2 separate regions of the Homo sapiens genome follow, and region 2 is linked to region 1. A link is an interaction called in ENCODE POLR2A ChIA-PET data of the cell type or tissue named here. Cell type or tissue: GM12878. All regions are shown on one strand. Links, peaks and the distances in the headings refer to the core of each region. The heading gives the core; the rest is flanking DNA.

What was found. ChIA-PET counts read pairs that join two places held together with the same protein. Peaks named below come from ENCODE experiments on the same cell type or tissue, not always from the same donor. Only the 100,000 strongest peaks of a DNase experiment are listed, where the experiment ranks them.
Region 2: POLR2A ChIA-PET joins it to region 1 with 5 read pairs; 4 of 35 experiments call an interaction of 5 or more read pairs at or near these places.

Annotation. Positions count from the first base shown.
Region 1 is chr9:129,990,057-129,994,446 of GRCh38, reverse strand. All of the region lies in intron 2 of FNBP1 (formin binding protein 1), which reads left to right. Among named protein-coding and RNA genes, the nearest start is that of FNBP1, 51 kb to the left of the region's middle. RefSeq lists enhancers at 2,200-2,249, 2,260-2,309 and a silencer at 4,383-4,390. In GM12878, for the core only: no CTCF peak of the experiment used is centred there; DNase peaks (open chromatin) are centred at 2,176 and 3,915; H3K4me3 peaks cover 1,408 bases; H3K27ac peaks cover 4,000 bases.
Region 2 is chr9:130,097,315-130,101,704 of GRCh38, reverse strand. It overlaps GPR107 (G protein-coupled receptor 107), which reads right to left. Exons shown (of 18, transcript NM_020960.5): 10 at 2,173-2,248; 11 at 1,003-1,076; 12 at 482-599. Among named protein-coding and RNA genes, the nearest start is that of GPRACR, 45 kb to the left of the region's middle. In GM12878, for the core only: a CTCF peak has its summit at 1,863 (motif pointing right); a DNase peak (open chromatin) is centred at 1,911.

The DNA of each region.
Region 1 (4,390 bases), core at 277-4,276:
CTGGCAGGCCCCCTGGCCCCCTCCAGCTCCCCACTCTCCCCCCAGCGGTAACCACTCTCCTGACTTCTAACCGCGTGGATTAGTAGTGCCCACTTTTGAACTTTACATGAGTGTAATCATTTGGTATGCATTCTTGTGTATCTGGCTTCTTTTGTTCTATATTACGTTTGTGAGATTGACCATGTGGTAGCATGTGGTGGGATCTGCTTATTTTCATTGCTGTTGAGTGTTTTGGTCTGTGAATGCACCAGAACTCATCCGTTCTGACTAGGTGATTGGTTGTTTCTAATTTAAGCTATAATGAGTAGCGCTCCAACGAGCATTATTGTACAAGGCTTTTTGTGTGTATCTGAACACATTTCCTAGGATCTACGTAGGCATCTAATTGCAAGGTCACAGGCTACTCATATGCTTAGCTTTGGTGGATAGGGTTCAGCCATTTCCAGTGTGCTTGTACTAATTCACACTCCCTTCTGTAATGTGTTGAGGGGTCATGTGGAATAGTATTTTAAAAGTACTTCGGGCCGGGCGCAGTGGCTCACGCCTGTAATCCCAGCACTTTGGGAGGCAAAGGTGGGCGGATTGCCTGAGGTCAGGAGTTCGAGACCCGCCTGGCCAACATGGTGAAACCCCGCCTCTACTAAAAATACAAAAATTAGTGGGGCATGGTGGCAGGCGCCTGTAATCCCAGCTACTTGGGAGGGTGAGACATGAGAACTGCTTGAACCCGGGAGGTGGAGGTTGCAGTGAGCTGAGATTGTGCCACTGCACTCTAGCCTGGGTGACAGAGTAAGACTCCTTCTCAAAAAAAAAAAAAAAAAAGTGCTTTGGGGCCAGGTGTGGTGGCTCATGCCTGCAATCCCAGCACTTTGGGAGGCTGATGAGGGAGGATAGTGTGAGCCCAGAGACTTCAAGACCAGCCTGGGCAACATAGTGAGCCCCCTGTCTCTGTTTTTTTTTTTTTTTTAAGTACTTTGGATCTCCTTACATCTTTTAATGATGAGATTATCCAAGAAATTTGTGTTTTTATAGAATATATTTAAAAGTTCTTGGTAGAACTAAGCTTGAACTTGAAGTGGCATGCAAAGTCCTTAATGATTTCATGTTGTATAGTTGTAGTTGAATTGGTTTGTGGATATTGTTTTAAGGCCTGTTAAAGAGCTAGATGATTTTGATTTAGAAACATTTACTTTCCTTTTTCTTTAATTTTTTTTTTTTTTTTGAGACAGTCTCACTCTGTCGCCCAGGCTGGAGTGCAGTGGTACAATCTCAGCTCACTGCAATCTCCGCCTCCCAGGTTCAAGTGATTCTCCTGCCTCAGCCTTCCAAGTAGCTGGGATTACAGGCTTGTGCCACCATGCCTGGCTAATTTTTGTATTTTTAGTAGAGAGAGTGTTTCACCATGTTGGCCAGGCTGGTCTTGAACTCCTGACCTCAAGTGATCCGCCTGCCTCGGTCTCCCAAAGTGCTGGGATTACAGGCGTGAGCCACCGTGCCCAGCCCTTTTTTCTTTTTTTTTTTTTTTAATTTTCTTCAAGCTCCCTCACCATTGAGTTTTAATCCAAAGAGCATCTGCATAAAAGATATGTGTTCTTGGCTGGGCGCAGTGGCTCATACCTGTAATCCCAGCACTTTGGGAGGCCAAGGCAGGTGGATCACGAGGTCAGGAGTTTGAGACCAGCCTGGTCAAGATGGTGAAACCCCGTCTCCACTAAAAATACAAAAATGAGCCAGGCATGGTGGCGGGTGCCTGTAATCCCAGCTATTCAGGAGGCTGAGGCAGGAGAATCGCTTGAGCCCAGGAGGCAGAGGTTGCAATGAGCCAAGATCGCGCCACTGCACTCCAGCCTGGGCAACAGAGCAAGACTCCATCTCAAAAAAAAAAAAAAAAAAAAAAGAGCTATGTGTTCTTATAAGGGTTTCTGTTGTTGTTTCAGCAAGCTGGGATTACAGGTGTGAGCCACTGTGCCTGGCCCCAGATTTTGTTTTTATTGAGTGAATAACATGTAAAACATCACACAATGAAATAATTTTTATAAGTGGAGAATCCAGATCAGTTTCTAGTGCCCTGTGTGCATATCAGTCTCGTCAACACGTCAGGGGCTTTTCGAACTGAAAGTAGGAATAGAACATGGTCTGTTTCACGTTGATTATTTGAATGCTGCACTATTAGTCATGCAATGTTGTCTTTCATGTGAAAATGGGCTACGTGCGAGCTCTCAAGCGGGCTACTGGTATTCTTCCCACGACAGTCTCCCTTGCTGGCCCCTGCTCTTCCCCTGCCTCTTCACATTGCTGTGCCCAGCATCTGCTTCTCAGTCCTTCTCCCTTCCCAGTCTGTACTCTCCTGGTGACCTCAACTGTCTCATGGCTTTAGGTATAATCCATATGGCAATGACTCACAGATATGGATCTCTAAGCCAGACCTCTCTCCTGAATTCCAGAAACAGCTTGCTCAAAGTCTCCACTTAGAAATGTCTAAAAACTTGGCTGGGCGCGGTGGCTTATGCCTGTAATCCCAGCACTTTGGGAGGCTGAGGCGGGCGGATCACGAAGTCAGGAGATCGAGACCATCCTGGCTAACACGGTGAAACCCCATCTGTACTAAAAATACAAAAAATTAGCTGGAAATGGTGGCGGGCGCCTGTAGTCCCAGCTACTTGGGAGGCTGAGGCAGGAGAATGGCATGAACCCAGAAGGCAGAGCTTGCCGTGAGCCAAGATCACACCACTGCACTCCAGCCTGGGCGACAGAGTGAGACGCCATCTCAAAGAAAAAAAAAAAAAAGGAAATGTCTAAAAACCATCTGAAATGATCTGAAATGTAACATGTCTGAAACTGAACTCCGGATCTCCCCAACTTAAAAATCCACATGTCTAGGCCAAGTGAAGTGGCTCACACCTAAAATCTTAGCACTTCAGGAGGCCGAGGTGGGTACTTGAGCCCAGGAGTTGGAGGCCAGCCTGAGCAACATAGCGAGACCCTGCCTCTAAAAAGAATTTTAAAAAATTAGCCAGGCATGGTGGCGCACACCTGTAGTCCCAGCTACTTGAGAGGCTGAGGAGGGCGGATGCTTGAGCCCAAGACGCTGGGGCTGCAGTGAGCCATGATTGCACTACTGCACTCCAGCCTGGGCAACAGAGCAAGACCCTATCTCAAAAAAAAAAAAAATCTGCATTTCCACGACCTAGATTTTCCTCCACTCACCTGAGGGTAGCTGCATCCTTCCTGGTTTAGGTCAAAAACCCTAGCATCACCCAGGTGCAGGGGGATCACTGGAGGTCAAGAGTTCAAGACCAGCTGACTAACATGGTGAAACCCTGTCTCTACTAAAAATACAAAAACATTAGCCAGGCGTGGTGGTGGGCGCCTGTAATCCTACCTACTCAGGAGGCTAAGGCAGGAGAATCCCTTGAACCCAGGAGGCAGAAGTTGCAGTAAGCTGAGATTGTGCCACTGCACTCCAGCCTGGGTGACAGAGCAAGACTCCATCTCAAAAAAAAAAAAAAAAAAACCCTGGTGTCATCATCATCTCTGTCTGCCTTCTTTTCTCACACACTCACACTCCCCAGCTCAAGCCATCAGGAAATCTTGACTTCTCTACAGATTTATCCAGGATCTGACACTTGTTATCACCTCCACTGCTGCCACTGTGGTCCATGTCACATGGCCTACGTGGTCCATGATCTTTTGCCTGGTTATGATGAGTCTACTAACTAGTTTCCCTTATTCTACCTCTATCCCCTATTCCCTGATTTCTACAGAGCAGCCAGATTACAGTATTCCTCTGTTCAAAATTCCAGTGCGTCCCCATTTCATTCAGAGTAAATCCAAAAACCTTACGGTGAAAGTCCTCCAAAACCTTGTATAATCTGGTTCCCACACCTTTCTGACATCATCTGTTTTAACTCTCTTCCTCCTCCTCTCTGCTGTAACCATACAGAGGCCTCCTTCCTGTTTTTTGTACATGCCAGGCATCCCCTCACCCGAGAGCTATTGCGCTAGCCCTTCCATGTAGATATCACCTATGTGTTCTTCCCCAGGCTCCAAGTGGCTGACTCCCTCTCCTGCTTCCAGTTTCTGCTCAGTGAGGCCCACCTCGTCCCTTAGCCCACTTAGCCTGCTTTGCTTTTTCAGTTTTCCTATATTACTGGTAACTTTCTACCATTTTATATAGTTTTCTTGTTTAGTTTTGAAAATTGACAAAATATGTATTTCTATATTATTTGTATATAAAATTGTATATATTTATGGTATACATGATGTCTTGAAATATGTATACGCTGCAGAATGCCCAAATCAGGCTAATTAACATATGCATTACTACTCAAACTTAATATTTTTTTTGTGGGAAGAACATTAAAATCTACTCTTCTAGCAATTTAGCAAC
Region 2 (4,390 bases), core at 210-4,209, 110 kb before region 1:
GGCTGGCCTTGGCCCTCGGCCCCAAACATGGTAAGGATTTAGGAAATGTTTGCCCCTCACGTCTACTACCATATTCTACCTGTGGAAACTCACTGGTGTAGTTCACGGTTTTAAAATACTTTGTTAATAAAATCACTACATCTCTGAGCTTCCTTGCCAAGGGCACCATTTAGTTATGAAGCAAATGATGCAGAAGAGAAAACAGTACTGTGTGTTACTGTGTGTCTCCCTGTCACTGTCAGCAGCTCTCTACTCAAAATCTAGGCCCCCAAAGGCCAGTGGCTGACTGATGCCCAAGCATCTCCCAGTGCAATGACCTGAAGTCTGTTCAGAATTCAGAAAGAGAATCTCAGTCTTCAACCTCCACTAGCAGAAGCTGGGGTTTCAGGGTGAGGTGACTCCCTCTTCCCATACAGGCTTGGAGCTGAGCCCTGCTAAGCGCCAAGAAAGGAAGTGACAAATGGGATGAGGGTTCTTTTACCTGGAGTGGAATGACAATCATGAAGATCTTTTTGTCTTTATCAGAAAGGATGTGCTTAATGAAAGCCCAGCCAGTGCCAATGAGTGCAATGGTGATGAAGAGTAGCGCCCCTTTCAAACTGGAAGAGAAAACAAGGAACAGACACCAGCAGGTCTCTTTAGACTCTCACTGCCAGTTAGATTGCATAGCTCATTCTATGAGTTCACAAGCTTCTTACAAAAGACGGGCAGCCAAATTTAGGAAATCCATCATACATGAGCACCACTTCCTTCAGGGCACACAGTTAGCTCTGCACCCCACAGCCTGGACAGCCAATGGCCGCAGAGAGGCAGGAGTATGCCACTAAGCCCGACTTCCCAAGTCTGGACAGCCACCCATGAGCTACACTCCTCTGGTATGGCAGGGGCCCAGACAGGCTGCCACAGGAGGGCAGGGCTGGTTAACTTGGGGCAGGTTGTTGCCCACCCCCCTTGTCTTGTATGTCATTTCATGGTGTATTTCACATGGACCTGCATACTTACAGGTGAGTTATGTAGTACACAACAGCCCAGCCTTCGATAGGGAAGCCCTGGGAGGAGATGTAGTGGTAGTCAATCTGAAATCAAACAACTGCATTTCAGAATCACTCATTATCTACATGGCTCCACAAAGAATCTTTTAACTTGGACCCATTTGGGAAATTATCCAAATCATTGTCATTTGGTGACGCTGCCACTGGATATATTATTGCCTTTTCCAAGGAGGCCACTTTCAAGTACAGCAAAGAGTACATGTCTAGAGACTGTCATCCTTGCAAGTGTGCTCCACGGGCACTTGGAGGCCCACAGACAGGAGAAGTTGTGATCTTACCCCCTTGGGCAAGTTCATTTTAATTTGCATAAGTTCCAAATATACAAAGCTGAGGCTCAATTCTCATGCCTCCAGCTTTATAGCATCAATTTTCTCTCAGATAAATATGCTAATACTGAATTGAACTTCAAATCACAGAGGAACATGAGGGAATATCTGGAAACATAAAAAAGTCGTGGAGGCCGGGCGTGGTGGCTCATGCCTGTAATCCCAGCACTTTGGGAGGCTGAGGCGGGCGGATCACGAGGTCAGGAGATCGAGACCATCCTGGCTAACACGGTGAAACCCCGTCTCTACTAAAAATACAAAAAAATTAGCTGGGCGTGGTGGCGGGCGCCTGTAGTCCCAGCTACTCGGGAGACTCAGGCAGGAGAATGGCGTGAACCTGAGGGGAGGAGCTTGCAGTAAACAGAGATCACGCCACTGCACTCCAGCCTGGGCAACAGAGCGAGGCCCCGTCTCAAAAAAAAAAAAAAAAAAAAAAAAAAAAAAAAAAAAAAAAAAAAGTCGTGGAAACAAGTCAGCAGGTGGCACTCTCATCTCTAGAAATGGTAAAAAAACAAAACAAACCAAAAACAAAGAAATAAAAACAATAATAAGTGTTCTAGAAAAACTGTAGGTCTGTAAGCAGTATTAGAAGATGTCTGAAGTCTAATATGAGGGGAGGTGGTAATCATTTACCCGCATGGCCAGGCCCTCCCAGACAAGAGGAGGCTTTATGAGAAATGTATTCTTTGTCTTTGTTTCCCACCAATCTATCCCCTTTCTTCAAATTTCTTTTGCCTGCTCACACAGGCATTATACGTAATTTCATGAATGATCCTCAAAATGCTAATACATACTGCATGGAACACCAAGGAAAGAGACTTGGTGAAAGGAAGGGCCGCCATCAGCCAGTGGATTTTAAATACATCATTCCTATAAAAACAGAGAGAAAACAATTAAAGGAAGATTCCATTCTCCCAAAGGACAGCCAAAGCTCCAGACATTAGCTATATTTATAAGGAGACAGGAAATATAATCTGTGCAAACCACAAACATGAAACTTTTTTTTTTTTTTGAGACAGGGTCTTATTCTGTCGCCCAGGCTAGAGGACAGTGGTGTCATCACGGCTCACTGCAGCCTTGAACTCAGGCTCAAGCGATCAAGCAGCTCTCAGGAAGCTGAGGTGGGAGGATGGCTTTAGGTGTATGCCACCATGCCCAACTAATTTGTTTTGTATTTTTTATACAGAAAGGGTTTTGCTAAGTTTCCCAGGCTGGTCTTGAACCCCTGGCCAAGCAATCCACCCACTTCGGCCTCTCAAAGTGTTGATATTACAGGCATGAGCCACTGTACCCAGCTAAAACTTTTTTTTTTTGAGACAAGAGTATCGTTCTGTCACCCAGGCTGGAGTGCAGTGGCACAAACTTGGCTCCCCGCTAACTCCACCTCCCGGGATCAAGTGATGCCCCCCCACCGCCTCAACCTCCTGAGTAGCCGGGATTACAGGCGTGCGCCAAGATGTCTGGCTAATTTTTGTATTTTTAGTAGAGACAGGGTTTCACCACATTGGCCAGGCTGATCTTGAACTTGTAACTTCAAGTAATCCACCCGCCTCTGCCTCCCAAAGTGCTGGGATTACAGGGGTGAGCCGCCACACCCAGCCACTTTTTTTATAAAGTACGTTTTGCTGGTAAAAAAGGCCTTGAATGGAGTCCTAAAGTAATCTCTAATACACAATTTAATGTTGTGAATGAACCTGAGAGTTATGCACCAAAGCTAGACATGATGGATTCCAACTCTTGAGTAAATGGAAATCTAACACAGGCTGCCAGCTTGTTCCCGGAAACCACCCTGGGAAAGCCAGAGGCAAGAATGAGGTAGATGGACCTGAGAAAACAGCACAGAACTCCTAGGAAAGCAGAAAGCGATTACAAATAGCTGTAGGGGAAGTCTGCAGCCCAGAGTAGGGGGACTGGGAGCCAGCAGTAGGGATGTGTGAGGAGAAAGTGCCAGGGTCATGCCCATTTCTCTCTCCTTCATGGCTGGTGTCTGCAAATACCCCAGGCCAATGAGACAAAGCACCCATTCCCATGCCCACCCCATCACAGATACTAGTCCACCTTTCGGCTGCCGGGCATTAAATTCCTCTACTCCTTCCCACCTCCCCTTAGGAATTAACCTAATAGAACATATTAAGACTATTATGAGGCTAGGTGCAGTGGCTCATGCCTGTAATCCCACACTTAGGGAGGCTGAGGTGGGAAGATTACTTAAGCCCAAGAGTTTGGGATTAGCCTGGGCAAGATGACAAAACTCCATCTCTACCAAAAATACAAAAAGTTAGCTGGGTGTGGCGGTGCACACCTGTAGTCCCAGCTACTTGGGAGGCTGATGTGGGAGGATCACTTGAGCCCAGGAGGCAAAGGCTGCAATGAGCCGTGACTGTGCCATTGCACTCCAGACTGGGTGACAGAGCGAGTCCCTGTCTCAAAACGGTCTCAAAACAAACAAAAATTAAGCCAGGAGTGGTGGTGCGTCCCTATAGTTTCAGCTATTCGGGAGGCTGAGGTGGGAGGATCACTTGAGCTCAGGAGTTTGAGGCTGCTGTAAGCCTTGATTACGCCACTGCTCCAGCCTGGACAACTTAGTGAGACCCTGTCTCAAAAAAAAAAAAAAAAACCCAAAGAATACAGGCAGCCACAAGAGGGGAAATGGTTAAGTCTCTAAAATGATAATCCACATCACCAATATTCAGAGAAACGCAAAATAAAGCAAGATACCACTTTACACCTATCAGATTGGCAAAAATTAAGATGTCAGTATTGGTAAGAATGTGGAGAAACAGCAAACCTTATTATGTATGCACCACTGGTAGACGTATAAACCTATATGCCACACTGGAAGGCAATCTGGCCCTTAACGAAATTAACTGATGGCTGGGCGCAGTGGCTCATGCCTGTAGTCCCAGCACTTTGGGAGGCCGAGGCGGGAGGATCTCTTGAGGCCAGGAGTTCAAGACCTGCTTGGCCAACACAGTGAAAACCCGTCTCTACTAAAAATACAAAAATTAGCCC